Regions from separate parts of the Homo sapiens genome. Here all the other regions are linked to region 2. Evidence: chromatin loops called from intact Hi-C (ENCODE). Cell type or tissue: mammary epithelial cell. All regions are shown on one strand. Each heading gives the region's core, and the rest is flanking DNA. Links, peaks and the distances in the headings are about the cores only.

Region 1 (6,256 bases), core at 577-5,576, 69 kb before region 2:
TCAGTATGTTTTGGGAAAAATTAATACACAAAAAGATGTAAATAAAAGTACATAAATTACTAGCCAATTAGAAAATATAACATTTATACTTAACACTTATACCTTTAATACCCAAATGAGCAGCAGGTTTTTACTTTTATACCTTTTTTCTATGCATAAAACTAAATATTCTTTTAAAACCCTCAGCTTTTCTTAAATTAACCTATACTTTTATAACTAGTTAAGCTAAAATGCCAGTTTATATCTTTTTTTGACTCAGATAATCTGACTCTTAACTTTTTATCACAGAGCAAATTTCAGGAAATGGATTGATATGATTTAGCTGTGTCTCCACCCAAATCTCACCTTGAATTGTAACTCCCACATTCCCACATGCTCTCATCTCATCAACGAGATCTGATGGTTTTTACAACTGGAGGTTTCTCTGCATAAGCTCTTTGTCTGCTGCCATCCACGTAAAATGTGACTTGCTCCTCCTTGCCTTTCGCCATGATTGTGAGGCCTTCCCAGCCACGTGGAACTGTGAGTCCAACTAAACCTCTTTCTTTTGTAAATTGTCCAGTCTCAGGTATGTCTTTATCAGCTGTAAGGAAACGGCCTAATACACAGATATATTTGAAAAATAAAACTAATAGAATTATTTATCTATTTTATCTGATATAAATATAGTTTACAGTCCCAGTAATTACATATTTTCTTCGTGCATACATTTATAGATTAATAGGGCAGAATCGGAATATATAAACTATATATGTAGTGTGTGTGTACATATATACATATATATATATGGAATATTTTCTCCTCCAAAAGAATAGAAAAGTTATTGGTAGTGTTACAAATAACTTGCACGTTGGAGTCATATGCAAGATTTACCAAAAAAAAAAAATTCTGGGAATTATGAAGAATAAAAATATTTTGAGATGCTCTGTTATTAGAAAATCAAATGCCAAAATGATGCTTATGAAATTTCTCTCTTCAAGTCTGTCTGAGCATAATCACCAAATATATAATTAGAATTCAGTCATTGGCTCTTGGTATTCATTGTTCAAACTGGCCAAAGAGCTACACAGAGAAAAGGGCATAATTTTATTTAATTTCAATAAGAATGTTTTTGTAGTCTTCTTTTGCCCTCACTTTTGTATGTAAATATTTATTCTTTCTCAACTCCAGCAACAGATACTACCTTTTGTTAGGCCAGTTTAATCTATCTAGAGGGAACTGCTTCCAAACAGGGACAGGTTGAGTATCTCTTAATCAAAATGCTTGGGACCTGAAAAATCCAAAATTGTGAATTTTTTTGAATTTTGGAGTATTTGCATATACATAATGAGAGATCTTGGGATGGGACCCAAGTCTAAACACAAAATTTATTTACATGTAGCCTCATGTTAATTTTAATTTTCTCTTGAAAGCACTGAATAAACTATGTGTTGTGTACCTGTGCTTTGGCTATGATACATTGCATGAGGTCAGGTGTAGAATTTTGTACTTGAGGCATCATATGGGCACCCAAAAAATTTCGAATTTGGGAGAGTTTTGGATTTCAGATTAAGGATGCTCATCCTTTGCCGGAATTCTACAGAAACTCAACCATACTTTTATTACTACCTTGGTGCAAAAGCAATTGCAATTTTTGGCAATGGCGAATACTGTAATTGTTTTTGTACTAACCTAATAACTACGGTTTTTATTATCCTCCTCCTTTGACATACAGAGAATATATTATTCTTCTGATATCATCTTCCATATGGCCCAAATATTTAGGAATTTCACATGATCATTTTTCTCAAAGCAAATGCATTTGTGGCCAAATTTTACAGTTATTACATAGCTAGCATGTTAACCTTGATATTATGTCACGTTTCAAATTTTGTTCCCTCTGATTTTAAACTGAATTGAGAAAAAAATAAACTTGGCTCTCTAGAAACGCAAAGAGTAAATGAGAAGTAATATGATATCGCACACTTAAAATATTTTAAAGCAGGCTTCTACTGTTACTGTTATTTTTTAGCACAAACCAAAAGTGACCATTTTCTTTGAATAAATAATAAAATTTTATATTTTAATAACATTGGCAAGCATTTTCTCATTTAAATATCTCAATTTTTAATGGAAAGTATTTCGTTTTATATAAGAGAAAAATATAAAAGGATCATGTGAGTTTATGAAAACGTCACAGATAGTGTATGATATGTTTTATGTTTATGTTTCATACTCCAAACCCAGTGGCTTTTGTGTTCAAAAACGACATTTGATTAGCAAGAGGAAATGGCCATTTTACTATTACTTATCTGGAATGGTAGCATATTCCAGATAAGTAAAGGAGAATCAGCCCCATCTTTAATACTGCCAACTGGATTTGTGTCATAAAGAGAAATTAGGGGACTAAAAAGGAAACATATAAGCCTTGTCTTTCCAGATTGGAGATGGATAAGTATATAAGGACTGACATACTATTGCTTTACAACAGTTTTCCCAGGACAAATTGAGACACCAGAAGCCAGCATATAGGTTGTGACTGATCTATTCAAATTGTTCCTAATAATGGCATCAGGGTTTTTTAAAAAAAAATTTTGTCATGCTTTAAGTTCTGGGATACACGTGCAAAACGTGCACGTTTGTCACCTAGGTATGCAGCTCAGTGCGCGTGCGCCATGTGGCGCGGCCCTGCGGGCTTTCCGTACTCCGCTCGCGGTAGGCTCCCGCCGCTATTCAGCTGTCGGGCTAATCAGCAGTCGAGGTGTGCGGCTAGGCGCGAGCTCTGCGGGAGCTCAGCCCCCGGGAGAGACCCGGCAGCGGCGCGGCGAGGACGGCGGCGCGGCGAGGACGGCGGCGCGGCGAGGACGGCGGCGCGGCGAGGACGGCGGCGCGGCGAGGACGGCGGCGCGGCGAGGACGGCGGCGCGGCGAGGACGGCGGCGCGGCGAGGACGGCGGCGCGGCGAGGACGGCGGCGCGGCGAGGACGGCGGCGCGGCGAGGACGGCGGCGCGGCGAGGACGGCGGCGCGGCGAGGACGGCGGCGCGGCGAGGACGGCGGCGCGGCGAGGACGGCGGCGCGGCGAGGACGGCGGCGCGGCGAGGACGGCGGCGGACCGGGGCAGCCCCGCGCCCTGGCCAGGTAAGCTGGGGAACCTCGGCTGCCTGACTCGCTGGCGGCGGCAGCCTTGGGCCGCCCGCGGCGCCGCGGGGACCCGGACGCGTGGGGGGCGGCGCGTAAGCTGCGGGCCAAGAGCTCCCGAGCGCTGCCCCCCGGACTCGGCGGGGCTGCGGGGAGGCCGCCGCTGGGATCTAGGGGTGCAGCCCGGCGGCCTTACGCCTCTCGGACCGGCCCATCCTCCTCCCACGATGGGCGGGCGGGTGCGGCGGGGACTAGGCGATGGCTTTCGCATCCCGGGAGGGGCTCACCGCGGCGAGGGGCCACTCTCGGCGCCGGCAAGTGGCGCTGTCTGGCGGGGCCGCCCGCTCGCGTCTCGCCGGGCTGGTCGGGCCGCTGGTGCGTTCCGCTGCCCGGCTTGGCGCCGGCATCAAGTCCCCGTGCCGGGCGGCAACTACTGAGTTTGGGATCGCCTCTGGGTTCACTTCCCTGGGAGAACTCGAGCCCGGATCTTCGCCCCTTCCCTTTCCCTGTATAATAAGGCCCAGAGGGAAAAACTCAAAAACCCCACACCTTGTTGCCCCTGGGCTGCAGGCGCCGGGTTGGGGGCACGGTGCGGACCTGCGCCTCTGCAGGGCCCCTTCTCCACGCCAGGCACTGCCTGGCAAGGCTGCTGGAGGGAGATCTGGCCGCAGATGGTGAAGGAGAACATCGAGGCCCCCGGTCCCCAAGCAGGGCTCCATGGGTCGGGCGGCGGGCCTTGGTAAGCCCAGGCTAGGGGCGAACTTCCTTTTCTCCGGGCCGACGCGGAGGGAGGGTGCGGGGAACGCCCGCGGAGGGGCCTGTCCTGCAGCACCCCAGTGGAGAGCAGAGCCTTAGAGGGGCCTGCTAGTCTTAACTTAGTATTTACTGGCAGAAGAAAGGCTTACTTTTTCAGATCTCTTCAGATAACGACCTGGCAGGCACCAGACGTAAATCTGTGGTTGAGTGCAGTCAGCTCCTAAACAGGCATGCGGTGGAGGAAGCGCCCCAAACTTGGCATCTTGTGTCTGGCACTTTGTTTTTGGGCTAAACTGCCTCTGGCGTCTTCAGCCTTCTGTGCCTCTTTGTTTTTGTTTGTTTTTCTATTTTCCTTCCTGTTTCAGAAAGGACAGTGGTTTTAGAAGTAATGACCTGAGAGCTTTGCAGGTTGAAGTGGGACAAGTTTTCCTAAGGTGCAGGTTGGCAGGTGCCAGGAGCCTGCCGGTGGCTTTTTCTCAGGCCTCTGGGTCAGGGTCCCTCCAGTGAGGTGAGGCAGGGGTTTCTCCCCTCCCAGAGGTGTGGCCACTACGCAGGGGGACAGGAACTGGGTTTCCCAGTCCGGGGAGTCCAGGATGCCCTGCACTCTGCGCTGATTCCTGGGTGACCGTGGGGGCTGCCTTCCCCCACAGCCTGGGCTGGAGAGGGTCTCCTGAGCTTAGGATCCGCGGGGCAGGAGGGCTGGGGTGACAAGGACACGTGGAACCTGCTGGGGCTCCGGGCAGTGTCCAGGGCGTGAGTAGATAAAGCTGGAGCTCGTAGCTGTGTGCTGGCAGCCCTCGGTGGGCTCTAGCAGTACTGGCAGGGGGGCCCTTGGAGTGGGCTCCCTCTCTGGGCTGGGACTGGGTGATGGCAGTAGCAATGGGGCACGAAGTCTTCCCTCTCATTTGTTAGGAAGTGTGGTCTGTGCTCCTCCCCACTGTCTGGCTCTTGGGCTGGGAGAAGCTGCAGGCTGAGTCCCACGGGGTGTGAGTGTGTGTGAGCAGGAGTGGGTGCTGGAAGGAGGTAAAGCTGGTGACCATCAGCTCCTCATTCTCTTGCACCTTGCATGTTTTCTCTGACACCGCAGACCCAAGTTGTGGCTTGCTGGTTAACTTGTTTACATAACCTTCTTAAGTAACTCTAAACTTTAAAAAAAAAAATGTTTTACAGGAATAATCGGTGGAGATGGATTGTGAAATGGAGGTGCATAAATATCCAGTTTGCCAACCGAGCTAAGAAATGCTGGATAAAAGTAAAAGGTAATTGTAAAAGACACTGATCACACCCCTGGAAGCTTAGAGATGGGATAAGACACTTTGATTTTTCCTAGACAAAACTGAGGAAGTCAGAGGAAAAACAGTTGATGGTGAGATTGGCATCAGGCTGGGCTTTGTTTGGATTGGGCCGCGGTGGCTGCAGTGAGGGCTGTTGGAGTGGGGAGAGTGGGGGTTGAGCCTGGCTGCAGAGGCCCCCTCCAGGCCTCAGCTCCTCTCCGGCACTCCTCCGTGTCCTCTGCCATGCATACCTGCCCCGGTGACTTAATAGGTGAGGGCCTCAGGTGACACCGTCGTCTGAAGTCTTGGAGAAACCTTTACTGTCCAGGGGAGGAGAGGACTGGCGGTCGGTGGGGATCGAGGCCCAGCACACATCACTGGGTGGCTTGAATGTCTTCGGCAGAGATCACATGCCCTGCCTTGCAGCCTGGTCCTTAGAGAAACGGAGAGAGCTCTGGGCCTGGGCAGCGGCCCTGGCTGTACCACTCACAGGCTGTGTGTCCTCAACGCAGTCTCAGTTCCTCACCCTTGCCAGGTGGCCGTGAGCACTGGGGACGTGGAGGCACAGGTAGGGTGTAAGGTAGTCCCTGGTGACCAGGCAGGCCTCCCAGATGTAGGTCAGGTTTGAGACGCTTGCTCACCAGGAGGCAGCCTGTGTGCCCATCGGGGGCTGGGGGTGCTCATTGTTCCCTTGGGTGGTGGTTGGCCCGAGCGCCCACAGGGAGACTTCTCTGGCTCCTTCCTTTCCCAGAGTTCCTCCCCACCCCCCTGCTGCCCACCGCCTGGGTTGGGTCCAGCTCATGTCTCAGAGCAGCCTGCTGGCACAGGCTGAGTCAGCTGTCATGGGCACTGTCGTTTCTCGCCTCTCCTGAAGCCAATCCTCCCCTCTCTCCCTGTCCAGACACACAAGGGAGGCCCGGGAGTTAGGTGACCTCAAGATCATGCAGCCAGGCTCTCTATGTGGAACCCTGCGTACTGGTGGGGTGCCATTGCTGTGTGCTTTATGATTTCTGTGCCGGCTGTGAGGTTTCCCAGGTTGGGCTGTGGGGTACCCCTGAGTCTGCAAGTTGGCCCAGGCCAGGTGTGTCACCATTGCCCAGGCCTTCAG
Region 2 (6,028 bases), core at 1,029-6,028:
TCTCTCTCTCCCTCCCTCCCTCTCTCCCTCTCTCCCTCTCCCTCTCTCTCTTCTTTTAAGGGCACTAATCCCATCATAAGGGTCCTACCCTCATGATCTAATCTAGACCCAATTATCTCCCAAAGACTCCACCTTCAAATAGCCATCACATTGGGGTCTAGGGCTTCAACATATGAACTGGGGGAAGAGAGACACAAACATTCAGTTCATAACAGAAATAAATCTTGTCCTAGTGTGGTGGCTCACACCTGTAATCCTAGCACTTTGGGAGGCTGAGGCAGAAGGACTGCTTGAGACCAGGAGTTCCAGACCAGTCTGGTCAACATAGTGAGACCCTATCTCTATTAAAAAGAAATGAAAATAAGATTAATAAAATTAAAAATTTAAAAAGGACGGGCCACCAGTAGTGGCTCACACCTGTAATCCCAGCACTTTGGGAGGCTGAGGCAGAATGATTGCTTGAGCCCAGGAGTTTAAGACGAACAAAGCAAGACCCTGCCTCTATTTAAAAGAAGAAGGAGGAGGAGAAGGAGGTGGGGGGAGGAGAAGGAGATGGGAGGGGGAGGAGAGGGGGAGAAGGAGAAGGAAGAGGAGATGGGGGAAGAGGAGTAGGAGAGGTAGGAAGTGGGGGAAGAGAAGGAGGAGGAAGGGAAGGGGAGAAGAGGAAGAGGAGGAGGGGAGGAGGGGAGGAGAGGGAGGATGAGGAGGAGGAAGAGGAGGAGGGGAGGAGAGGGAGGATGAGGAGGAGAAGAGGAGGAAAAGGAGGAGGAGAGAAAGGAGAGAGGGGACGGAGAGGAGGAGGAGGAGAAGAAGAAAAGACGGAAGAAGGAAGAAGAGGAGGGAGGGGGAGGGGGAGGAGGAGAAGGGAAGTGAGGAAGGAGAGGAGGGGAGGAGAGGGAGGATGAGGAGAAGAGGAGGAAAAGGAGGAGGGGGAAAGGAGGAGGGAGGGGATGAAGAGGAGGAGGAGAAGAAAGAAGGAAGAAGGAAGAAGAGGGAGGGGGAAGGGGAGGAGGAGAAGGGAAAGGAGGAGGAAGAAGGGGAGGAGGAGGTGAAGGAGGAAGAGAAGAAGAAAAAGAAGAAAAGAATGCTGAGAATGCTGACTGCCTTCTTTGAGGCTATAAAACATGGGAGGTTGGGAGGGAGTCTAGACAGAAGTAACTTCTGGCTTCTGTCTGGTTCCCCCTTCCAACAGAAGATTAATGGTATCCAATAATCCAGAATTCCATTGATATGTCATTGTCTCCAGTACTCCCAGGTAATGGTGACTGATACAGATACAGGGGTCAGGTGGAGGAGAAACCTGTCTAGCCTGGTGGATATTTTCAAGGGAGTGACAGATGCTACCAGAGATGATCAATTTCTCAACGTTATTCTTTACAACTGGGTTGCCCCTTCTCAGACTGCCTGCAGAAAGGCCATCATAATAGTTTGGTGAGGGGCTAGAAAAAGGGGAAATGTGGATGCTTTCATGACTCATTCATAGAAATGAACTTCTTAGTTCATCCTGGATGACTGACACCGGCAAATATTTGATTATCAAAACTCTACCCCTGTAGTTGGGTTTTCATAGTATTTATTGCTCTTGAAGAGCACCAAAAATTTTCATTCTGAATTTGATGTATTTTGAGATGACTGTTCAGAAAGCCTGCAAAGCTGTCTTTTGTGGGGGAGATCTGCATCTGCAGAGAATCTGCATCGATGCAGAAAGGCTTTCTCTGGTGCTCTCCCTTGTCCAGATTTAGGAAAGATTAACTGAGAGTCTGACATCTTAAAAGGTCTAACAGAAACCTTTACCACCTATTCCTTCTAAAGGCTACTGTCTGTGAGATTTCATTTGTTCACCAAGACCGTCTTTGCTGGCCAGGCCTCTTCTTCTCCCCCTCCCATAACCTGTCTTGCCACCATAACCTGTTTTGCCCAGATGCAAGCTCTCATTCTTTCTGTAACCTCAAGGTGGTATAAAAGCAACCATTGGGCATTTCTTTGAGTTTTTATATTTTGTATGACTCCCACACACATGCGTGCATCAAATAAAATTTGTAGGAGACCGGACCCAGTGGCTCACACCTGTAATCCCAGCACTTTGGGAGGCCGAGGCGGGCGGATCACCTGAGGTCAGGAGTTCAAGACCAGCCTGCCTAACATGGCGAAACTCTGTCTCTACTAGAAATACCAAAAAAAAAAAAAAAAAATTAGCCAGGCATGGCGACGTGCACCTGCAGTCCCAGCTACTCAGGAGGCTGAGGCAGGAGAATCGCGTGACCCGGGAAGTGGAGGTTGCAGTGAGCTGAGATCGTGCCACTGCACTCCAGCCTGAGCGACAGAGCGAGACTCCGTCTCAAAAAAAAAAAAAAAAAAAAAAATGCGTAGGCCTCTTTTCCCTTTAATCTATGTAATCAGTTTGTTTTATAGACTCAAATTATCAAACATTCAAGGGAAAAATTTAAACTTCCCTACACTCTCATCTTTCCCTGTCTCCCACCTTATGAACATTATCTTAGTCCTTAAACCTCCTTCTAGGCTGGGCGTGGTGGCTCACGCCTGTAATCCCAGCACTTTGGCAGAGGCAAGTGGATCACCTGAGGTCATGAGTTCGAAACCAGCCTGGCCAACATGGTGAAACCCCATCTCTACTAAAAATACAAAAAAAAAAAAAAAAAAAATTAGCCAGGCATGGTGGCAGGCACCTGTAATCCCAGCTGCTCAGGTGGCTGAGGCAGGAGAATCGCTTGACCCGGGAGGCGGAGGATACAGTGAACCGAGATTGTGCCATTGCACTCCAGCCTGTGCAACAAAAGTGAAACTCCATCTCAAAAAGAAAAAAAAAAAACCGCCAGGTGCGGTGGCTCACGCCTGTAATCCCAGCACTTTGGGAGGCTGAGGCGAGTGGATCATGAGGTGAGGAGTTCGAGACCAGCCTAACCAATATGATGAAACCCCGTCTCTACTAAAAATACAAAAATTAGCCGGGTGTGGTGGTGCCCGCCTATAATCCTAGCTACTCAGGAGGCTGAGGCAGGAGAATTGCTTGGAGCCGGGAGACGGAGGTTGCAGCGAGCTGAGATCACGCCATTGCACTCCAGCCTGGGCAACAGAGCAAGAGCGCGACTCCGTCCCAAAACAACAACAACAAAAGACAAACACACACACACACACACACACACACACACACACACACACACACACAAACTTCTCCCCAAAGGCAAGGCAAGGGAGACTAATACATGCAGTTGTACTTTCTCGGTTCTGGTGAGAAAGCTGAAATCATCTGCTTAAAAAAAAAAGGTTTGGGTTGTACATGGCGGCTCACTACCTGTAGTCCCAACAGTTTGGAAGGCCGAGGTGGGAGGCTCACTTGAGGCTAGGAGTTCGAGACCAGCCTGGGCAATATAGCGAGACCCTATCTATACAAAAATAAAATGTGGAAATGATGTATTTGTGTTGGGACCTCTGTGTTATATACAAAAACATCCCAGTGCAGCTCCTTGGTCTCAGTAGGATGCATGAGCCTTCAACCCTCTCAGCCTGGGCTCAGAAAATTTCCTGGAGCAGATTAATTTGGAGTTTGGTTTAAAGGAGAAGCCAGTGGCGGCAAACACTCTTGGTTATGAGAGGTCTCTTTTTCTTTCACTTTCTTCCTTCAGCTCCCCTAACTGCCATGCAATGGGCAGAAGACATAAAGTGAACTTAAGGCGTATTCTTTCCTCAAGCAATGAGACTCTTACCCCTTTTGTCATGGCAATGGATCTCAGAGTCCACTTAATTCCCTGGTCCCTGATCTCAAACGATGGCCTGAGGCTAAACAATTTGTTTTCTAGGGTAGCTTGGAGCTTGTGGGTGAGGGGAATTACTACTGTGTCCTCTGCGTTCACCCAGAGAGTGACAGAGATCAGGAACCACTGCCTCTCCCCTGCCAGACCTTGTCGGGCTCATGGGAAGCACATGCGTCAGTGTACTAGGGATTCCTGGCGCCTCAAGGGTTCAAGCAACCCTCACACCAGTAAAGGCGGCCCTGCCTAGCACAGGCAGGACGCGGAGGTGGAGAGTTGCGGGGCGCCATGCAGCCGCCAGAGGACGCAAGTGCCTCAAGTCCCCGCGCGATGGCGCCCCACGGACCGGGAAGGAAAGGTGGTCCGCCTGCGAGGAGGCGCGGACCGGGCCAAGGAGCCCATAGGAAGAGCGGGGCGCCGCCTCACCCGCGAGCTGCCGGCCTCTGCATCCGGCCCACCTGTCCCTCCCTGCCTACCAACCCAAGAGCCTCACCCCGATCTGCGCTTGCTGGGTGACCTCGACGCCCGGGCGGGGACAGAGGGCGCTCTGAGCTCTGCGCTCAGCTCCCAGACCCACTCCCACTCCGAGGCGGAGGCCAGGTCTTCAGAGAGGAACGACGGAGGCGCAGAAGCCCAGGGGCAGCCCGCTCCAGCCCTGGCAGCCGCGGAACAATGGCCCGAGCGGCTGCGGGCGCCGCGGCGGGCGCGGAGGAGCAGGGGCGCCAGGGCGCTGGAAGCCCCGCCCCTCGGCCGGCGCCCTGACAACGCGGGCGGGCTGGGCTGCGCCGCCTGCTCCCCGCCCCTCGGCCGCCTGCACCGGGCGGGGCCCGGGCCAGAGCGCCGCCGCCGCCGCTGCTGCAGCAGCAGCTGCTCTGCAGAGTGGTGGCCGGGGCCAGGGCCGGGGTGCCCTCCCTCCCACCTTCTCCCGCCATGAGCCAGGGAAGTCCGGGGGACTGGGCCCCCCTAGATCCCACCCCCGGACCCCCAGCATCCCCCAACCCCTTCGTGCATGAGTTACATCTCTCTCGCCTCCAGAGGGTTAAGGTAATGTGTGGGGAGCGGGCGTCGGAAGGACCCGTGAGGATAGGAAAATGGGGCCATTTGAGCCCTGGCAAAGGTGGGCTTGGGGATCCACGAGAAGGAGATGGCTGAGAGGCTTGCGGAGCGGGAGTCCGGGGGTGCGCACGTGGGGGCGGCCGCGGTTGGGCAAGGAGTCCTGGAGAGGACGCTGCGGGCTTGGGCGATAGACAAGCTCGAAGATGTGGAAAAACTGAGTAGGTGGGGATGGAGGGCTGCAGGGGACCCTGGGGTTGGAGAGATGAAGGACGCTGGGGAATGCGGATTACATTCTGCAGAGCCTGATGGCTAGGATGGAGTTAGAGTCTACGGGAAGCCGGGGGTGGGGGCGGGGGCGGGGGCGTGCCGAGTATTCCTCCGAGGCATGACTTAGAGGGAAGACGTTTCTGGGCCGGGAGCCTGCGACCCTGTGCCCTTCCTACACTCCCTCTTCCCACTCCCTCCAACCCCCCTCCACCCCGCACTGCAGCACCTCCCGGTGGGGGCAGGGAGGCTGAGAGGGAGGTTGGCTACAGGAAGTGGAGGGCCGCGCCAGCCTAGGGGAGCTGGGAGGTGGTGTGGGGAGGGAGTGTCCAAGGTTTCTGCTGTCATCACCTCCCCGGAGGCAGGCTCCAGGGGCTAGGTTTGCTTACCTGCTTCTTCCCCAAGGCAGCCTATGGAGTCATCCTGGCTCCTGGCAGCCTCTCTCCCTTGCAGAGTGGGGCCGAGCTCTTGTCTCCCATATCCCCCGGTACTCTAAGATTGCTGTTGAGCAGTGTCAGAAAATGACCTCGGGTCTGAAAACTGGACCTCTGGCTGTTTACAGCCCTCTGCCTCCTAGGCCCAAAGTGGAAAGATCTGTGCACCTGGTTTCTGTTGGGCATAGGAGCTATTTATGGAATAAGATGTGGGGGAGGAGGACCTGTCTCTAACCTACTGTACATCAAGCACAGCGCCCTGCACTTTCGCATGCATTCTTATTAAATCCTCTAAGTGCTAGATGCTTTTTATGGCTTTCGGTTTTATAAATGGGGTAGGGACCAACTGAAAGACAGGAAAATAAGGCCCTTGATGCCATTAATCTTTTATCCTCTTGCCCTCATTGGTATCTTCATCCCACCTTGGGTCCCAGTCCCCTCTCCTGTTCCCACACCACCTGTCACATGCAAGGGATGATGGCTGTCTGCTCCTGGGTCTATGCT
Region 3 (6,256 bases), core at 385-5,384, 130 kb after region 2:
TCTTTTATTCTTTTTACTCACGTTTGGAGAGAACCCATCTTTGAACTAGAAAACTAGGAGAGTCTGGGTTCTCGATAAAATTTTTTTCTTGGTCAGCCATTTCATACTGTTTCAACTTTCAATTCTTATCTGAATCCTCATCCTCCTATCCTATTTTCCTATATCACTTTATAATAACTTATAACACCCAATACGAATAGAGCAAAAGCACTAAATAGAGATATCCAGCCTTCTATAATTTTCAGGTTAAAACAACCTTCTCTTGCATGTTTATTTTCCTGTTTGTCTCTTAGGGTTACAGAGTCAGAGGTTCTAAATTCCAATCTCAGCTCTACTATTTCCTAGCTTTGTAACCTTCAGCAAAGCACATAACCATGTAAAATTTAATTTTATTCATTTGTAAAATGGGACTAATAAATCTAAAGTGCTTATCGTAGTGCCTGATACATAGTAAAGCTCAGCTCTCAATGAACTGTTGCTGCTGCTGCTGTTGTAGTTAAGTCTCCCCAGTCCTGAAGGGGTCATCATGAAAGATTTTTGGCTACCATCCCATCTCTTTCCTCTTATAGCTCAGAGCTCATTAATTATGTCCTGTATGTACCCGTTGCTACATTCTTCTTTGCTAACTTTCTCCTTGTTCCCTTTCTGTCTTCACTTACCAATGGTGGGCAGTGATGTAACGTTTACTGGGCAAAAATTAAAATCTTCAACTGATTTTTAATGCCTCAAATCCTCTTTCTAGCTTTAATGTTAGTTAGAAGTTCTTTATGAGGCCGGGCGTGGTGGCTCATGCCTGTAATCCCAGCACTTTGGGAGGCCAAGGCAGGCGGATCACCTAGGTCAGGAGTTTGAGACCAGCCTGACCAACATGGGGAAACCCCGTCTCTACTAAAAATACAAAAGTAGCCGGGCATGGTGGCACATGCCTGTAATCCCAGCTACTCAGGAGGCTGAGGTAGGAGAATCGCTTGAACCCGGGAGTCGGAGGTTGCAGTGAGCTGAGATCCCAGGTTCACACCATTCTCCTGCCTCAGCCTCCCGAGTAGCTGGGACTACAGGCGCCCGTCACCACACCCGGCTAATTTTTTGTATTTTTAGTAAAGACAGGGTTTCACCGTGTTAGCCAGGATGGTCTCAGTCTTCTGACCTTGTGATCCATCCGCCTCAGCCTCCCAAAGTGCTGGGATTACAGCTGTGAGCCACCGCATCCGGCCCAAAAATAATTTTTCTCAGTGAGTTCTGCAGTTATGCTAATAAGTATTTATAAAATTTTTAGAAATATTTATATGAAATTTTTTAAAAAGATCCTAGAGTTATTAACATTTCTGGCTGCGTGTCCCATCCTGGCTTTGCCAAGTAAGTATTAATTGTCCTCATAACTGCAGATGACTGATAGTGTTCCGTTATTTATATGGTTTTCCAGCAGTTGGAAACATCTTCTGTTGCAAAGGACAGTTTGGGGTTTAGTGCACATCTACCGACTGTTTCATGATAAGACAACTATAGAATTGAGAATAATCATTTAGAAACTTTTGTGGCAGTTTGACATTGCTACAGCATCCAGGCATGTGATAATTTTTCGAATAATTCATTTTTATTGCATTTTACAAAAGTTCTATTTATAATAGTTTCAAAGTTTTTAAAAAATAATACCTCACCACAGATAGTTTGAGAAGCACCTTTAACATAGGCTTCTTTTTCAGCTACTTTAAAAGATACTTTTTTGTTTTTAATTTTCTAGGGCCCTTTCTTTCATGGGAATGAGTATCTGTCTGGCTCTGATGTTCATTTCTTCCTGGTATTATGCCATTGTAGCCATGGTAATAGCTGGTATGATCTACAAGTACATTGAATACCAAGGGTGAGTGTGGATTTAATCTTGATCACTGCTAAAAGTAGCAAGACTAGCTAGTTTGGTTAGAGCCAGCTCAGTGAAAATATCTTAAGGACTCAGGTAACTTCATTTTCATAACTATATTTTGTACCCCTAATTCTTTAACCATCTTAATGATGCAAGCTTTTCATCACAAGGGAGATCCATTGAGAAAGTATGAATGGATCAATGGAAAATAACAAAGGACATTTCCAAATAATAATAATTAGTACTAAACAAAGTACAACACAAATGTAAATATTTTTGCTTATCTCTTCAGTCAAGGGGTTGTCTCTGAAATGAAAAAGAAATTAGTTCTGAACAACTTAGTAACTACTAAGACTTACAGCTTTCAAAAATGAGGACGAAATAACATTCTTATTCAGAAGATCACATTGAACTTTACTTTCTCTGCATTATTTTCAAAGTAACTTAAACTCCAGGTCTGTTATAATTTTCTAATCTAAATTGCTCTTTTACATTATTGTTTTGAACAATTACATAGAAGGACTGAATGAGTGACCCCTTCAGGCTTTATTGGGAACTGTTTGTGCAGTGCAGTCTGTTGGTGCTGTTGATCTACCTACATCAGGTTCATTATGTTAGTAAAGAACATTATGTAAATCATTAATCTGAGCTTTAATCTTCTACCTTGCACATGTGTGATTTTTAGATTCAGAAAAAAACTTTATTTTTTAAAATTATACTTACTATAGTTTAAATTTGTCTCTGCTCTTTTCTTTTTCTCACAGAGCTGAGAAAGAATGGGGTGATGGTATCCGTGGGCTGTCCCTCAGTGCAGCCCGGTTTGCTTTGCTTCGATTGGAGGAAGGACCTCCACACACTAAAAACTGGAGGTAAAGAAATCAACACTAGCAGTATTTGGCACATGGTTAACACACAAAAATATGTGTTTTGTTGATTTTAGGATAAGGAAACCATATGTGGCTCAAGGAATTGGTATAATGGACCTGTTTTGAACTATTCTAAATCCTTAATTTTTTTATTCCCTTTTCTTCATGTCGTTTATGATCAAGATTTCTACAATTTATTATTCTTCCTTGAAGACTGATCAACTTGAGATAGTACTGGGAGCATTCAAAATAATGCCCTTATCCTGTCATCTCCTGTGATCTCTTCCTTCTGTCAAATTACCTGTTTCATACAGATCTCCTGAATTAAAGGGTGGAGTCTGTCATTCTGTTCCCCAAACCCAAAATGTTTTCTCCTCCCCTCCAACCCCCACCAACCTCTTCACAGGCCTCAGTTGCTTGTATTACTGAAACTAGATGAAGACTTACATGTCAAGCATCCTCGCCTCCTCACCTTTGCCTCACAGCTCAAAGCAGGAAAAGGTCTCACTATTGTGGGCTCTGTCATCGTGGGGAACTTCCTAGAGAACTACGGTGAAGCTTTAGCTGCTGAGCAGGTAAGAGTCAGGCTTTTGAGGTATTGGAACTCAGTTTACAGCTTTGTGATGTTAAGTAGTAAGACCTCAAACTTCTACTTGAATCTTGTTCCTGAGTGATCTAGGAGGTTTCTCACTTAGTGCTGACCTTTGAAAGGACACTTTTTCCCAAATAATAAGATGAGCCAAAAATAGTTATTTATTATTTCTTCCTGTTTAAAGCATTACTAAATTATAAGATTATTAAGTCTAAACCTTATGTTCAAATATACTCCAAACATTAATCTAAGCACTGAGAAAAGTCATGTAAATAAATTGATCCCTTGAACTATGGAGAGGGTTCCTCTCAATCTTGTGACAACAAGGAGTAATGACCAAATTTTCTTCCTCTTTACTAATCTACGTGGTATCATGAGCAAGATTCCTTTGCCACTTCTGGTTAGCTGTATTGAACATTAAAGTTCTACTTTAACAAGGAAGTTGTTTTCACTCTAATACTTATTATATATGATAGAACTAATCCTATTGTTTTTGAAATGCCATTGTGTTCAATGGCATTTCAAAAGTTTTACTGTGGGGGGAGGGGGGAAGGATAGCATTAGGAGATATACCTAATGTAAATGACGAGTTAATGGGTGCAGCACACCAACATGGCACATGTATACATATGTAACAAACCTGCACGTTGTGCACATGTACCCTAAAACTTAAAGTATTTAAAAAAAAAAGTTTTACTGGATTTCATTTTGGAATCCTTTGAAATCCTAAACACTAGAAATGCTGAAGAAACATTACTCCAGAATGATGGTAAAAATTAATAAAAGGTACACAGGATTGAAAATCAGGAGAGCCTAGTTCTTAGCCGCATCACTGATTTAATCTGTGCCTTTGCAAAAATCATTCCATTTTCCATACCATTATTCCCAGGGTGGAGTAAGAGTAAATGAGATGATATCTCCAAATTGGTTTGACTAAATAAAGGAAGAGTAATGCAAATACAAGTGTCATGAATAATCACCATTAAAATGTCAAAAAGCATATGGGAATGGGAGAGGCGAAAAAGAAAACATACCTGAGAAAATTCTAAAGTGAAACTGAATCATCATACTGAGTTTCTGGTAAGATGAGTCAGGGCATGACTGGGGCTGAGGCAGGAAGGAGATCGTGTTCACAATAGTGAATCACCCTGGTCAACTGAGAAAGAATGTTGAATATTCACTTTGTAGAGATCCCTGTTCCCAGTTTTTTGGTATGGTGCAAAGGAACAAAAGCAGAACAGAGGAAAAAGCAGAGAAACTACATGTAGACAACCAGCTACAGAGGCAAAAATACGTAGTAAGCAAAAAGACAAAAGATCATGAAATTCCTTTGGGATAATTTTAACTTTTTGGACTTTTCTGTAGATGATATAGTATTATGAAGACTTTGGAAAAAGGTGGGGGATATAATATGGAGAAGGAACAATGGGTTAAAATGTCCAGAGTGAACCAGTTCAGTGTTGCGGTCCTGTGTCTCTTTCAGACCATAAAGCACCTAATGGAGGCAGAGAAGGTAAAAGGATTCTGCCAGCTGGTGGTGGCCGCCAAGCTGAGAGAGGGCATTTCCCACCTCATCCAGTCATGTGGCCTTGGGGGCATGAAGCACAACACGGTGGTGATGGGCTGGCCTAATGGCTGGCGTCAAAGCGAAGATGCCCGCGCTTGGAAGACTTTTATTGGTACTAACCATTTCTCATACAAACCTAAAGGCCCAAGTCGAGGGTATATAGTTAAATCTCTGTCACCCCCAGCCTCCTAAAGTAGAGACTATGCCATTGCTGAAGCATAGTCTTATAAGGCAACCTGAAAAACTATTGGTAGTAATACCCAGATTCTACCTACCCCCTTCAGCTTCACATTATGTTCATGAATTATTTCTGTCAAGTCTTGTGCTAGGAATTATCTCCAAAATTGCCGTGTTTTCATTTGTGATTTTCCATATTGATGTTCTCACAGGAATTGCAAGAATTGTTCTTCAGCATCATAATCTCTCAAATTCACATATCCCCCCTTAGAAATGTAGTAATGGGAATATACCTAGTAACATAAACTGTGGTTCTCAGTCTGTTAGCTATTCAGATTTTTCACAATGGTTTTTGATACGTAATGAGAAATAACCTACTAAGTAAATAGGACCCCTTGCTCAAAGAAGTGTGAAAAGAGCATTTCCTTGCTTTCCTGACATGCTAGGAAGCAAGGCAAGCCTAAGGATTCTTCTCTGCTTATTCTTTTTTCTCCCTAGGCACAGTTCGAGTGACAACTGCTGCCCATCTTGCACTGCTGGTGGCTAAAAACATCTCCTTCTTTCCCAGCAATGTGGAGCAATTTTCTGAGGGCAACATTGATGTGTGGTGGATTGTGCATGATGGGGGGATGCTTATGCTACTACCATTCCTACTGAAACAGCACAAGGTATTTTATACAACTTTTTTTTTACAAAAGTCTTTCTCCCTTCTGTCCTGGTTCACAGGACAGACAAATTCTTCCTCTGATTATAATAGTGTTGGGGTTTAGAATCAGAAGAGTTGGAAGTTATTCTAGGCTTTCCCATGATCCCACTTTCAAACAAGAGAAATCATTGTCTTTGTATTTGATACCTACTTATCTCCAAGTGAAATTCAGCCAATTAATAAAGTTCCATATGAGCCCTAGGGGAAAACAACAAGTGAACACATCTTTTTTTAAAAAATACTGAAAACTTAAGGTATATGTATATGTGTGTATTGCACGCATATATGCGCTCATTCCGTGGTAAGACTAATTAAATGAGATTTAAAATAGTAAATATATAGTCTGCATGTTGTCATTGATACACTGTCTGAATAAAGTACCCTCTTAACGTATCGTGAACCATCTTTTCTTTTGCCAGTGTTTTCTTGTTATGAAATTAAGGACTCCTTAAAACTGTATTAAATGTGGTGTTTAGTCAATCTTTTG
Region 4 (6,256 bases), core at 414-5,413, 220 kb before region 2:
CAACTTCCGAATGTTCGGCAACATACGATACATTTTCTGATCTGGTTATTGCCAACCTTTGAATTCAAAAATTAAACTAAAAATCATATATGGCTATAACCATAGCATAGTGAATCAGCTACTCTCTGACATCCTAATCAAATAGGTAATTTTAAGTGGGATGACTTTTTCCTGCTTTATTCCTCCCACTCCCCAGTTTACAACTTGTTAAATCGACTGGAATAAAATTAATATCTACCCAGAGACACAGGACTTTTTACTCAGATGAAGAATATTTTTCAAATAATTCTTTTGATACCAATTTTTTTAATCTTCAAACTTAAAAAAGACAATCTCAAATAAAATTATACTATATTTTGAATAGATGAACACTAAACTATTTTTTATATATACTTTAAGTTCTAGGGTACATGTGCACAACGTGCAGATTTGTTACATATGTATACATGTGCCATGTTGGTTAGCTGCACCTATTAACTCGTCATTTACATTAGGTATTTCTCCTAATGCTATCCCTCCCCCATCCCCTCACCCCACGACAGGCCCCGGTGGATGAACACTAAACTTTTTAACTATCAGGATTGTCCATTTTATATCCTTACTTTTAGTGGCTTAAATAAACCTCATTTTCTTTTATGGCAGTACATGTTTCTCACCTCTGTTCACAGAGTTTCTAATCTGTCTCTGATTTAATATGTCTCATAGTTTCTAATATGCCTCTGCTTTAAAGTACTTCCTAAAAATTTTATCCACACTACAGACTACAACTTGTCCATCTGGGAAGACATTATCTAAATACATTTATGATTGTAAATTCTCTTTTAGGACCTTTATATTAACCCCACACCCCGCCATTGGTAAGAAATCATATTTGAGAAAAATGTGGGAAAGCTAGCATTTGATTTGATGGCATTAATCACTGATATACAGATGTGCTAATTATTGACTTCAGCAGAACTTTTAACACAACTACTTTAATGAGTTTTTGAAGGGGAAAATGTTGGTTATATACTTTCTGACAAAAAATAGTCAAGCACGGTAGCTCACACCTATAATCCCAGCACTTTGTGAGGCCGTGGCAGGTGGATCACTTGAGGTCAGGAGTTCGAGACCAATCTCACCAATATGGTGAAACCCCATCTCTACTAAAGGAAAAAAAATACAAAAATTAGCCGGGTGTGGTGGCATGTGCCTATGACTCAGGAGGCTGAGGCATGAGAATCACTTGAACCCAGGAGAAGGAAGGTGCAGTGAGCCAAGATCGCACCACTGCACTTCGGCCTGAGCCACAGAGTGAGACTCCATCTCAAAATGAATAAATAAAGAAATAAAATAAAAATAAAAACTGTTTTTTTAAATGTAGGCAGAACTGTCTTTTGTCAGTATATAGATACGTGTGTATCTTCATTGGACTCAGTGGGGACAAAAGTTTTACTTCAAGTGCATATAATTTCATATTATCTTTAAATTTTGTCTTCAAATTGTATTATGTTTATAATTCAAGTTTTTTTTTCAAAATCAATGTCACAAACAATAAATGTTAGAAAAAAACTTTCATTTTTCTTGAAAGAAACATAAGACATATTACCTTTTATTTATTTTATCTGTGTGATGCTTTCCTTAAGAAAGGCATCTGTTTTGGAAATAAACAGAATTAATTTTAACCCATAACCCTGAAACTTAATAATTATAGAAACTAGAGTAGATTCTTTTACTTATCTGTGCTGCAGTTTTCTCACATAAAATGAGGAAAACACACTTACTTCATAGGGTTGGCAAAAGGGAAAATACTGAACTAATTTTGGGCTAAAAGTTTCATAAATTAGGTACACAAAATTAATACCTACTGATTTGGTTTGGCTCTGTGTCCCTGTCCAAATCTCATCTCCAATTGTAATCCCCACGTGTCAGAGGAGGGACCTGATGGGAGGTGATTGGATCATGGGGGTTCTCCTGATAGTGTTCCCTCAGGCTGTTCTCGCGATAGTGGGTGAGTTCTCATGGGATCTGATGGTTTTATAAGTAGCGGTCTCCCCCGCTCTTCCCTCTCATTCCTGACGCCATGCGAAGAAGGTCCTTGCTTCCCTTTTGCCTTCTGCCATGATTGTAAGTTTCTTAAAGCCTCCCCAGACATGCAGAACTGTGAGTCAATTAAACCTCTTTCCTTTATAAATGGCCCAGTCTCGGGTATTTCTTTATAGCAGTGTGAAAATGGACTAATACACGTATTGTTCACTTTTGAATGAAAAAACACAGTCATCTTGGAAAGTAGAGGGTTTCTCTTTTCTGTTACTCAACTGCAGTATATGGCTGCTGCCACTGGATGGCAACCAAAGACACAGAAAGACCAGGAATGCCTGAGCAACAGCCTACAGAGCTTCAGCATTTCAAAAGAAATTCTAACACATCAGACGAAAAACAAAATGCATTCAGTAGGTAAAAAAAATATGTAGTCTGTGAATTAAGTGGCAATTGTTTAACTAAAATATATTATCCTTCAACAAGTCATATTTTAATATGTTTTGAGAAAAAATATCTAAAGTAGTGATGGTCTCGTTCTTTTTCATCAGGACTAGCTCAGAGTATAATAAAGTTTTAAATGTTCAGCTTCCAAGGTATTTCTTTGATGGAACCTTCACTTAAAGAAGAGGTGAAGAACAGTGGAAGCTTATTCTTTATAGTAGATTATTGAGGTGAGGTTGCCGAGATTAAAAGTCACAAGTTTTGGAAATAGGTAGAATTAATTTTAACCTACAGATTTTAAACTTAAGAATGCACTCACGCCGGATGCGGTGGCTCATGCCTGTAATCCCAGCACTTTGGGAGGCCGAGGCAGGTGGATCACGCGGTCAGGAGATGGAGACCATCCTGGCTAACACAGTGAAACCCTGTCTCTATTAAAAATACAAAAAATTAGCCAGGCGTGGTGGCGGACGCCTGTAGTCCCAGCTACTCAAGAGGCAGGAGAATGGCGTGAACCCAGGAGGCGGAGCTTGCAGTGAGCCGAGATCACACCACTGCACTCCAGCCTGGGTGACAGAGCGAGACTCCATCTCAAAAAAAAAAATTAAAATTAAAAAAAAAAAGAATGCACTCAGGTAGATTCTTCTACTTGTCAGTGCTGCAGTTTTCTCATACGTAAAATGATGAAGATATGTCTATTTCACGCGGTTGGTAAAAGGGAGAAAATAAACTAATTTAGGCAAAGGTGCCCATTGTTAGGCTTGGCATATAGAAGACACAAAGCAAATGGTAGCTATTACTGATTCTGTGATAAAAATGGTTAAGTTTTGTTTATATTTGACTGGATCAAAAGTGAAATGATCCATATATGATCTTTTACTTATTACATGTGTTGATGCTGTCCTGAAGAATATCTTATAAATAAAAGGTTAGATTTGTTAGTCAGTATTGAACTAAATCAGTACATCTTTTCTGTAAAATGCGACAGCACCTAACCATTCTCAGTACAGCATAGGCACTGTCATAAGTATAGCATTTGTTTTGTTAACTTTTTAGGTACACTTCTTTTAAACTGAAAGCCAGTGTTGGACAAGCAAATGCAGCTTCAAAATGGCAACAGGATAAGGATACATTTTTTTTTTTATGCTTTAAGTTCTAGGGTACATGTGCACAACATGCAGGTTTGTTACATATGTACACATGTGCCATGTTGGTATGCTGTACCCATTACCTTGCAGGGTTGTTACATATGTATACATGTGCCACGTTGGTGTGCTGCACCTATTAACTCGTCATTTACATTAGGTATATCTCCTAATGTTATCCCTCCCCCTCCCCCCACCCCATGACAGGCCCCGGTGTGTGATGTTCCCCACCCTGTGTCCAAGTGTTCTCATTGTTCAATTCCCATCTATGAGTGAGAACATGTGGTGTTTGGTTTTCTGTCCTTGAGATAGTTTGCTCAGAATGATGGTTTCCAGCTTCATCCATGTCCCTACAAAGGACATGAACTTATCCTTTTTTATTGCTGCCTTTTTTATAGTATTCCATGGTATATATGTGCCACATTTTCTTAATCCAGTCTATCATTGTTGGACATTTGGGTTGGTTCCAAGTCTTTGCTATTGTGAATAGTGTCGCAATAAACATATGTGTGCATGTGTCTTTATAGCAGCATGATTTATAATGCTTTGGGTATATACTCAGTAATGAGATCGCTGGGTCAAATGGTATTTCTAGTTCTAGATCCTTGAGGAATCACCACACTGTCTTCCACAATGGTTGAACTAGTTTACAGTCCCACCAACAGTGTACAAGCGTTCCTATTTCTCCACATCCTCTCCAGCACCTGTTGTTTCCTGACTTTTTAATGATGGCCATTCTAACTGGTGTGAGATGGTGTGTCATTGTGGTTTTGATTTGCATTTCTCTGATGGCCAGTGATGATGAGCATTTTTTCATGTGTCTGTTGGCTGCATAAATGTCTTCTTTTGAGAAGTGTCTGTTCATATCCTTCGCCCGCTTTTTGATGGGGTTGTTTGATTTTTTTTCTTGTAAATTTATTTATTTGTAGATTCTGGAATATTAGCCCTTTGTCAGATGGGTAGATTGCAAAAATTTTCTCCCATTCTGTAGGTTACCTGTTCACTCTGACGGTAGTTTCTTTTGCTGTGCAGAAGCTCTTTAGTTTAATTAGATCCCATTTGCCTATTTTGGCTTTTGTTGCCATTGCTTTTGGTGTTTTAGTCATGAAGTCCTTGCCCATGCCTATGTCCTGAATGGTATTGCCTAGGTTTTCTTCTAGGCTTTTTATGGTTTTAGGTCTAACATTTAAGTCTTTAATCCATCTTGAATTAATTTTTGTACAAGGTATAAGGAAGGGATCCAGTTTCAGCTTTGTACATATGGCTAGCCAGTTTTCCCAGAACCGTTTATTAAATAGGCGTTCTCTCCTTTCGTATCTAAAGGAGTTTTATGGACAGGCTGATGGTGGTTATGTGCATGTGGGGAGAGCTTAGAGTGGGAGCTAGTCATTACACTGGTGGACCTTTAAATGCCACGGTAGGGAGGCTTCCTCCAGAGGACCGACAACTACACTAGCAGCACCCACTCTCACCAGGCAGTGTACACAACTCTCTTTGGAGAGAATCTCTGATTTTTTTCTTTGGGGTAAGTGACTGGCTGCATCCATGATTTGGGGGGAGGGGCATTAATTGTCCATGCTGGATCTTCATTTATTCTACCTGTTCCAGTCCCATTTCCACTCTGCCCTCTGTGATACCTGCACTGCACTGGAGCCTGGAGGCTCCCTGAGGTTCTCACAGACGGACGGGTCAGCCACCCCCGCCCCCGGGCTCCAGACCCTCTTCGTATGTTCTGGCCTTGTGCCCTCGAATCTATCCCATAGATCTCTAAATCCTCTTCATCTTCCAGATGAAATCATTCATCTGCTAACGACTTCCTTCTGCCCTCTTTGTTATGTGGCTTAGACTTTTAAAAACACTGATCCATTAGTTGAATGGAAGAAGAGGATATAAATGTGATTTATCAGACCCCATCTTGAATCCCATTCATTTCACAGCTGCTGTCCTAACTCAGGCTCAGGGTGTGCAGAGGCCAAGTCCACACTGTATCTAACCCTAGTGCAGCTCAGGATTTGGTTTTCCCCAGCCCGTTCTCCTCAGGGTCTCAGGTCAGGCCCTCAGGGCAGCAGGAAGATGGGCTCTCCTCAACCCCCAGGCCCCCTGTCCTTCTGTGCTCCCCCTCCCCCCCGCCCCCCCCCCCGTCTTCAGAACTTCCCATGCCACAGCTTCGCCTAGTCCAGCCACAAGGAGAAAAGAAAACGAGGGCAAATCACCAGGATTTGGGGGAGCGAGGCAGCTGAGGTCCCACTCTGCACAGACTAGGCACCTTGTGCCTCTCCCACGGCTTACCACATCTGCCTGGGACTCAATGAAAGGGCCAGAGGGCCGAAGGTGACACCGGAGTCTCCAGCACGACCTTCGCCCAGGGCCTCCAGGGGATTTCGATTTCTCGCGCTGTGGGGGCGGAAGACCGGCTCTCCTGGGGATGTGTGTGAGTGTCTGGGAGTGTGTGCTCCCCAGGGCCCCGCGGAGGTCAGGGTCCTCTCCATTCAGGACAGCAAGGAGAGAAAGGCCTGGAGTGAGGCCCTGGGGCTGGGGGCTAAAGCAGCAGAGTATCAGAAATGGGGTGCTAGGGTGGTTACTGGGGACCAGCAGGGAAGACTTGGAGTCCAGCATGCGCCTAGGGGTGCTGCGGTGGGGAGGCAGCA
Region 5 (6,256 bases), core at 619-5,618, 310 kb after region 2:
ACCAGGTTTCAGTCCTTCCAGACTCTGGATTCTGAGAGGAAGGATGGTTCCCTGGAGATCAGCATGGGTTCAGTGAGTACAAGGAATTGACATTGGATATGAAAGGGAAGAGCAAGACCTTCACTCAGATGTGGGGACAGGAAAACAAACCACAGTATAGTATAGACCACATAATAGCTGCATAATAGATAGTGATCAGTTTATGAAGATACATATTCTTAGAAGCCTGTTGAATATCAGTCTCGTTAACAAGTGACACTGTTGTACATTCTCCTGCTGGTTCTCACTGGCACAAGACAGCTTCATAGACACATACATATTGCACAAAATTCTATGACAGGTTTCCACAGGAAAAGGTTTCCACCTGGTCTCTGCTGTTTCCTACAGAAGGGGCATAAGTTCCCTGAGTCACTGTTCATTGTTACCCAGTGTGCTTCCTCTTGTGAAGGGCCATGAGCCTATCCCTTTACTTCATTGGCAAACTCCCCTGGCATCAAATGGCCTTGGTCATAGGCAAGAGTCATTTAATATGTCAGCAATTGCTGCAGCTATGGCCCCTTCCATTTGGCAACCAAACTTGAGCCTTTACAAAAATCTTCAAGGACTCAAAATGAGATGTCTTCTTTTTGAAAATATACAAACCAGAATCAGCTTGCTCATCCTCAGAGGATGTTGACTGTGGTCATTGTTCTTTCGAGAGGAGTTGTTGACTTTTCAGGGTAGCTTGCTGTTCCCCTGCCAGTACAACTTCTCTTCCACTTTTTTCTTTTTCCATCGGCAGAGAAGCAGCATCTTAAAGGTCTTCCTGAAGGTTCTGTTGCAGAGGGCATAGCAGATGGGGTTGACAGTGCTATTGACATAGCACAACCAATAGCCCAAGTGCCACAGGGTGACTGGGACACACTTGTCACAGAAGGTAGAAACCAGGACCATGATGTTATACGGGGTCCATGTGATGATGAAGGCCAGGAGAATGGCACTCAGTGTCTGGGCTGCTTTCCTCTCTTTGACTAGGACCACTCTCTTTCGTTTGGTCATTTGATGGCTGGGGTTGGGATTGAGGCCTTTCGTTGAAGGTTCCTTGGCCACTGGGAAGGGGCAGGGCATGATTTTCACCTTGTGACAGCCATTGTTGGTCTCCTGGTTCCCGTCAGCTTTTACCACCAATCGGAACTTATAGGCCACACATTTCTGACTCTTGGGTCTATGAGCAGCTGCTGGAGACAGAAGGTAGTTTGGGGTGTCATAGTCACTTTTTTCAGTTTCAGCTTTCACAAAAGTTTCCTCAGTCTCTTCAGCACTGAATTCTTCCCCTGGGCTTTCCTTACCCTGACTCTTGTAGACCACTTGGAGGACAGGGTCAGTGGCGGGCTTGTCCTCATCCTCTGAGGAAGGGTAGCTGCTACAGGTGGTGAGCTGCTCAGCTTTGGCCCAATTGGCGCTTGGGCCAGTGGCTTGGGATGGCTTCCCAGTGGTGGAGGTGCTCCTGCGGGAGGATGACCAGGAGGCCTGGTTCCTTTCCCGCTGGGCCAGGGTGGGTCGAGGACAGCGCAAGCAGGATCTGAACAGAGCCCTATGAGCTGGCTTTCTCTTCTCAGCTTTGGTCACAGAGTCAGAACCCTGGAGGTCAGCCAGGTCCTTGGTTCGCTTCTCTGTTTCCCGGTAGATTCGACAGTAGAGGATGGTCATGACAGAAACAGGGATGTAGAAGGCAGCAATGGCAGTGCCAAAAGTGATGGTGGGCTCAGAGAGAAACTGGATCTGGCACTCATCCAGTGGAACTGTCCGCTTCCCAACCAAGTACTGCCAGCAGAGGATTGCTGGGGCCCAGAGGATGAAGGAGATCAGCCAGGCCAAGCCAATCATGATGCCAGCCCTTTTCGGAGTACGCTTGGCCCGATATGTCAAGGGTCTTGTGATGGAAAAGTAACGGTCAAAACTGATCACCAGAAGGTTCATGACAGAAGCGTTGCTGGCCACGTAGTCCAGTGCAAGCCAAAGGTCACAAGCCAGACTCCCGAGAGCCCAGCGTCCCATGAGGATGTAGGTGGTGTAGAGGTTCATGGAGAAGATTCCAATGATGAGATCTGCACAGGCTAAGCTGAGCAGGTAATAGTTGTTAACTGTCTTGAGCTGGCTGTTGACTTTGAAGGAGATCATGACCAAGACATTGCCCACAATGGTGATCAGGCTTACCACAGCAGTCACAGCTGCAATGGTGATGACTTCCCACAACCTGTGGCGTTCCAAAGGCTGGTGATTTACTGGGGTGCCATTGACGGTGGTTGCATTGTGGTAAGAATCCCCTTCCATCCTGGTGCAAAAATTTTACAGTAAATAGTGTTAGGTTCTAGGCTGTTTTCTATTTCAGCTCTTCTTGGCCAGCATCTGGAAGAGAGGGAAACACATTAGCTTCGCACACCAGCATGATTTTCTTGTCCATCCATTGTTTATAGTTTTTTTTTTTTTTTTTTTTGAGACAGAATCTCGCTTTGTCACCCAGGCTGGAGTGCAGTGGTGCGATCTCAGCTCTCTACAAGCTCCGCCTCCCGGGTTCAGGCCATTCTCCTGCCTCAGCCTCCCGAGTAGCTGGGATCACAGGCTCCCACCACCACGCCCAGCTATTTTTTTGTATTTTTAGTAGAGACGGGGTTTCACTGTGTTAGGCGGGATGGTCTCGATCTCCTGACTTCGTGATCCACCCGCCTCGGCCTCCCAAAGTGCTGGGATTACAGGCGTGAGCCACCGCGCCCGGCCCATTGTTTATAGTTTCTAATGGAATATTAAACGTGGCTGCACACATATTCAGAGCAAGATGCTGAAATCTCTAAAGTTTGATCACCTATTTTTAATGGCATCCTTTTGCTTTTTGTTGTTACCTATGGCTGAGTGCCCTTCTTATGCATGAGGCTGCTGCCCTCTTGTGGCAATTTTAAAAAGGGCTGGGAAGACGAGGAGGGTGAAGGGAAAGGAAAAAAAATGGATTGTTGAGAAGCAGTAAAGAGAGGAAAGCAGGGATGTTAAATCACTTTAGATTGCAATGATCATAAGGGCTGAAACCCTATATTTTTAAGATCCTGGTGATAAATACCTAAATCGTCATGCACTGGGGAAAAAGTGGTATCTATTCTATAGTCCCAGTCTTGATTATTAAACATTACTGAGGTGCCGTTGTGAGCCAAGACCATATTATACCACCTCTCCTTGCCCTAATGCACAAACTCCAAGTGCATATCTGGTTTTCATCTAGGGGGTTTTACATTTGCCCCAGCTGCTGAAGATAAGGACCTTCTCTCTGTTCCTGAACTATTTGCAATATCATAGAATTGTTTTAGGTTATCTTTTTTCTGGTTATAGAGTAATACATTCCTTATAAAAGCTCAAACAATGTCAAAATGTAAATCTTAGAAAGCAAAAGTCTCCTCTAATTCCACCTTGCAGAGGTAATCAATGCTAACAGTTTAGTGTATATTTTGGCATTTTCCCATATGCATATACTAATAAATAAATATTTAAATACAATTTCCCCTATGCATATACTAATAATTATTTTAAATGGGTGCCTTTTACCATTTACAATTTGAATTTTGTTTTTTACTTAACAAATGAATTATCACAGACAGCTTTTTATCAGTACATCTAGAGCTACCACTTTCATTGTAATGACTGTACATTATTCCACTTAATGGATGTACTATATTTAATTAACCCTCTGTTGACAAATTTTAACTTTCAAAACTAAAATGAAATTTTCCCTTTGTAGATTAAAAAATCTATGTACATGATAAAGATTTCAGTGTGTACTAAAGGGTAAATTGTAGAAATTAGGTCTCCCTCCCACCTCTGACCTCCAAGCTTGCAAGCTCCCCATTTTCAGAGGTAACCACTGCTACCATTTATTTTTCCTTCTAGAGATATATATGCATACAACATAAATTTGATGATATATAACAAACACCACCTTGACATGATAATGGGCGGTAAAGGGAAAAAAAAAATCTTTTTTTTTTTTTTTGAGACGGAGTCTCGCTCTGTTGCCCAAGCTGGAGTACAGTGGCGCTATCTCGGCTCACTGCAAGCTCCGCCTCCTGGGTTCACGCCATTCTCCTGCCTCAGCCTCCCCAGTAGCTGGGACTACAGGCGCCTGCCACCACGCCCGGCTAACAGAGTCTTGCCCTTGTCACCCAGGCTGAAGTGTAGTGGCACCATCTCGGCTCACTGCAACCTCTGCCCCTTGGGTTCAAGCAATTCTCCTGCCTCAGCCTCCTGAGTAGCTGGGATTACAGCCACCAAGCCTGGCTAATTTTTGTACTTTTTAGTAGAGATGAGGTTTCGCCATGTTGGCCAGACTGGTCTCGAACTCCTGACCCCAGGCGATCCACCCACCTCAGCTTCCCAAAGTTCTGGGATTACAGGCGAAAGCCACCGTGCCCGGTGAAAATCTTTTTGATGACCCTTAAAATACCCCATGTGGGCAATTTTATTTAATGGGGTATTTCTGCTCTGCCTATGGCCAGTCTTGACACTTTTTTGATAACAGTAACTGACAGAAAGGTGACAAATTTGCAAAGGGCTACAGTTTTCTTGGCTTTGCTTTATATTTTCAGCTGTAATTTTGGGTGTTTTCATAACACCTCAAATTCAATATGGAATCGAGTTGATGATATTGTCTTGCACCGGAAACCAGATTCTCCCATCTTCCCAATCTTGCATGCTTCTTCACCTCCCAAACACATGCAGTCTAACTGACCCACGAAGACTCCTCTTTTTGGTCCCTCTCCATTCCTGCTGCTACCAACTGTCAGCTTATACCTATAATACCTCGGTGTTATCAACATTCTTCAAGTTGTTGAAGCAAATTCTAAGGTTGCCAGGTCATTAGGTAGAGATTCCCCAGCATCTGAAAAGACCAGTTACTCTACACTCTACAAATCTCTAGGCAAATGCCATCACAGATTATCTTCCAATGGTCAGATCTAAGCCACACAGTGCAAAAAAGGGCCTGTGGAAATCGCTTTCTCCTTTATTCTTTCTTTTCTTCCTTCCTCTCCTGCCCCTCTTAAATATTTGAATGTTTATTATGGAACAGACTCTAATGCTGGCGATACCATGGAATAGGCTAATGTCTCTGCTCTTTAGACACTAGTTGGGAATGTAAATAAATTAGCAGATAGAAATAGCAGGGGTGCAACATGCCATAGGGGCACCTGTGAAGGACCTCCAGCCTCGTTGAGTGGACATGGGAAGCACTTCCTGAGGAAGAGACCTAAGAGTCGAGACTTGAAGAATGAAGTCACCAATAGCTAGGCAAAAGGTGGGTGGAGGCTGGGGATGCTAGTGCCAGAATGTTTCAGACAGGGAAGGGAAGAGCTTGTTTGTAAGCCCAGAGGCAAAAGAGGAGGAATGGAAAGAAACAAGGTAGCTGGAGCCAAAGAAAGCTGAGAAGTGAAAGGTGAAACTGGAGAGGCTGGCAGGAGAAGGAGGGACAGGAGAGGACCTAAGAGAAAAGTCAGCTTTATGGGAGAGCTGTGTCAGCTATTTCCAGACTCCCCATCTACTCTGAAGGTAGTCCCAACATCCAGGTGTTGGGGAGCATTAGTCCGGAGAGAAGTAGTAAAATGATCTGACCGCTTGCTGAATTTTTTCTAATCAATTCTTCAAAATAGGAATACATGGTGTTTTGGAAGGATTTAATTTTTCCACTTAATTTTATTATCAGGTCATAAGCAATTTATGGAAGTTTCTGGGAATTTGGATGTGCACATACTCCTTTGGACACATGTATAGCCTGGGTACTTCTTTTTCATCTGTTTCCTCATTAGAAAAAATAAGGAGGCCAGGTGTGGTGGCTCACGCCTGTAATCCCAGCACTTTGGGAGGCCGAGGCGGGTGGATAGCCTGAGGTCAGGAATTCGAGACCAGCCTGGCCAACATGATGAAACCCTGTCTCTACTAAAAATGCAAAAGTTAGCTGGGCATGGTGGTGTGTGCCTGTAATCTTAGCTACTTGGGAGGTTGAGGCAGGAGAATTGCTTGAACTCAGGAGGTGGAGGTTGCAGTGAGCCAAGATCTTGCCACTGCATTCCAGCCTGGGCGACAGAGTGAGACTCTGTTTCAAAAGAAGAAAGTTAAGAAAAAAAGGAAATTGGACTATGGGAACTAACATACCTACATTTCTATGACTTTGTATATTATATTGTGTCAAAAAACAAAATTAAAACAATTGTAAAGATCTCAGTTGGCTTTATTTGTGATT

What was found. Hi-C counts contacts between places; a loop is a spot of excess contacts. Peaks named below come from ENCODE experiments on the same cell type or tissue, not always from the same donor. Only the 100,000 strongest peaks of a DNase experiment are listed, where the experiment ranks them.
Region 1: it touches region 2 in a loop (4-fold over the local background); 6 of 110 quality-filtered maps call a loop at or near these places.
Region 3: it touches region 2 in a loop (19-fold over the local background); 70 of 110 quality-filtered maps call a loop at or near these places.
Region 4: a loop joins it to region 2, with 7 times the contacts of the local background. A loop is called at or near these places in 19 of 110 quality-filtered maps.
Region 5: it touches region 2 in a loop (12-fold over the local background); 29 of 110 quality-filtered maps call a loop at or near these places.

What each region holds. Positions count from the first base shown.
Region 1 is chr15:34,434,260-34,440,515 of GRCh38, reverse strand. It overlaps GOLGA8A (golgin A8 family member A), which reads left to right and starts at 2,708. Exons shown (of 25, transcript NM_181077.5): 1 at 2,708-3,118; 2 at 5,045-5,133. RefSeq lists silencers at 2,793-2,862, 3,105-3,314. In mammary epithelial cell, for the core only: a CTCF peak has its summit at 3,429; a DNase peak (open chromatin) is centred at 2,665; H3K4me3 peaks cover 1,691 bases.
Region 2 is chr15:34,365,773-34,371,800 of GRCh38, reverse strand. It overlaps LPCAT4 (lysophosphatidylcholine acyltransferase 4), which reads left to right and starts at 4,605. Exons shown (of 14, transcript NM_153613.3): 1 at 4,605-4,814. The coding sequence starts at 4,701. RefSeq lists enhancers at 2,046-2,105, 3,561-3,850, 3,450-4,445 and silencers at 4,221-4,270, 4,401-4,860, 4,981-5,030, 5,111-5,200. In mammary epithelial cell, for the core only: a CTCF peak has its summit at 4,089 (motif pointing right); DNase peaks (open chromatin) are centred at 4,290 and 5,360; H3K4me3 peaks cover 2,319 bases; H3K27ac peaks cover 1,973 bases.
Region 3 is chr15:34,237,707-34,243,962 of GRCh38, reverse strand. SLC12A6 (solute carrier family 12 member 6) reads left to right here. Exons shown (of 26, transcript NM_001365088.1): 17 at 1,742-1,861; 18 at 2,626-2,730; 19 at 3,134-3,302; 20 at 4,803-4,998; 21 at 5,562-5,731. LOC124903461 (a long non-coding RNA gene) reads right to left here and starts at 837. Exons shown (of 2, transcript XR_007064576.1): 1 at 22-837. RefSeq lists an enhancer at 3,958-5,157. In mammary epithelial cell, for the core only: a CTCF peak has its summit at 2,404 (motif pointing left); DNase peaks (open chromatin) are centred at 2,402 and 4,382; H3K27ac peaks cover 3,996 bases.
Region 4 is chr15:34,584,241-34,590,496 of GRCh38, reverse strand. No RefSeq gene overlaps it. Among named protein-coding and RNA genes, the nearest start is that of GOLGA8B, 3.7 kb to the right of the region's middle. RefSeq lists enhancers at 1,875-2,169, 5,571-6,071, 6,056-6,125, 6,072-6,256 and a silencer at 3,343-3,543. In mammary epithelial cell, for the core only: a CTCF peak has its summit at 2,319 (motif pointing right); DNase peaks (open chromatin) are centred at 1,996 and 2,286; H3K4me3 peaks cover 476 bases; H3K27ac peaks cover 427 bases.
Region 5 is chr15:34,058,775-34,065,030 of GRCh38, reverse strand. CHRM5 (cholinergic receptor muscarinic 5) reads right to left here. Exons shown (of 3, transcript NM_012125.4): 3 at 1-2,388. The coding sequence starts at 2,313. The coding sequence ends at 715. It also overlaps a transcript of AVEN not described here. Among named protein-coding and RNA genes, the nearest start is that of AVEN, 23 kb to the right of the region's middle. In mammary epithelial cell, for the core only: a CTCF peak has its summit at 2,922 (motif pointing left); no DNase peak of the experiment used is centred there.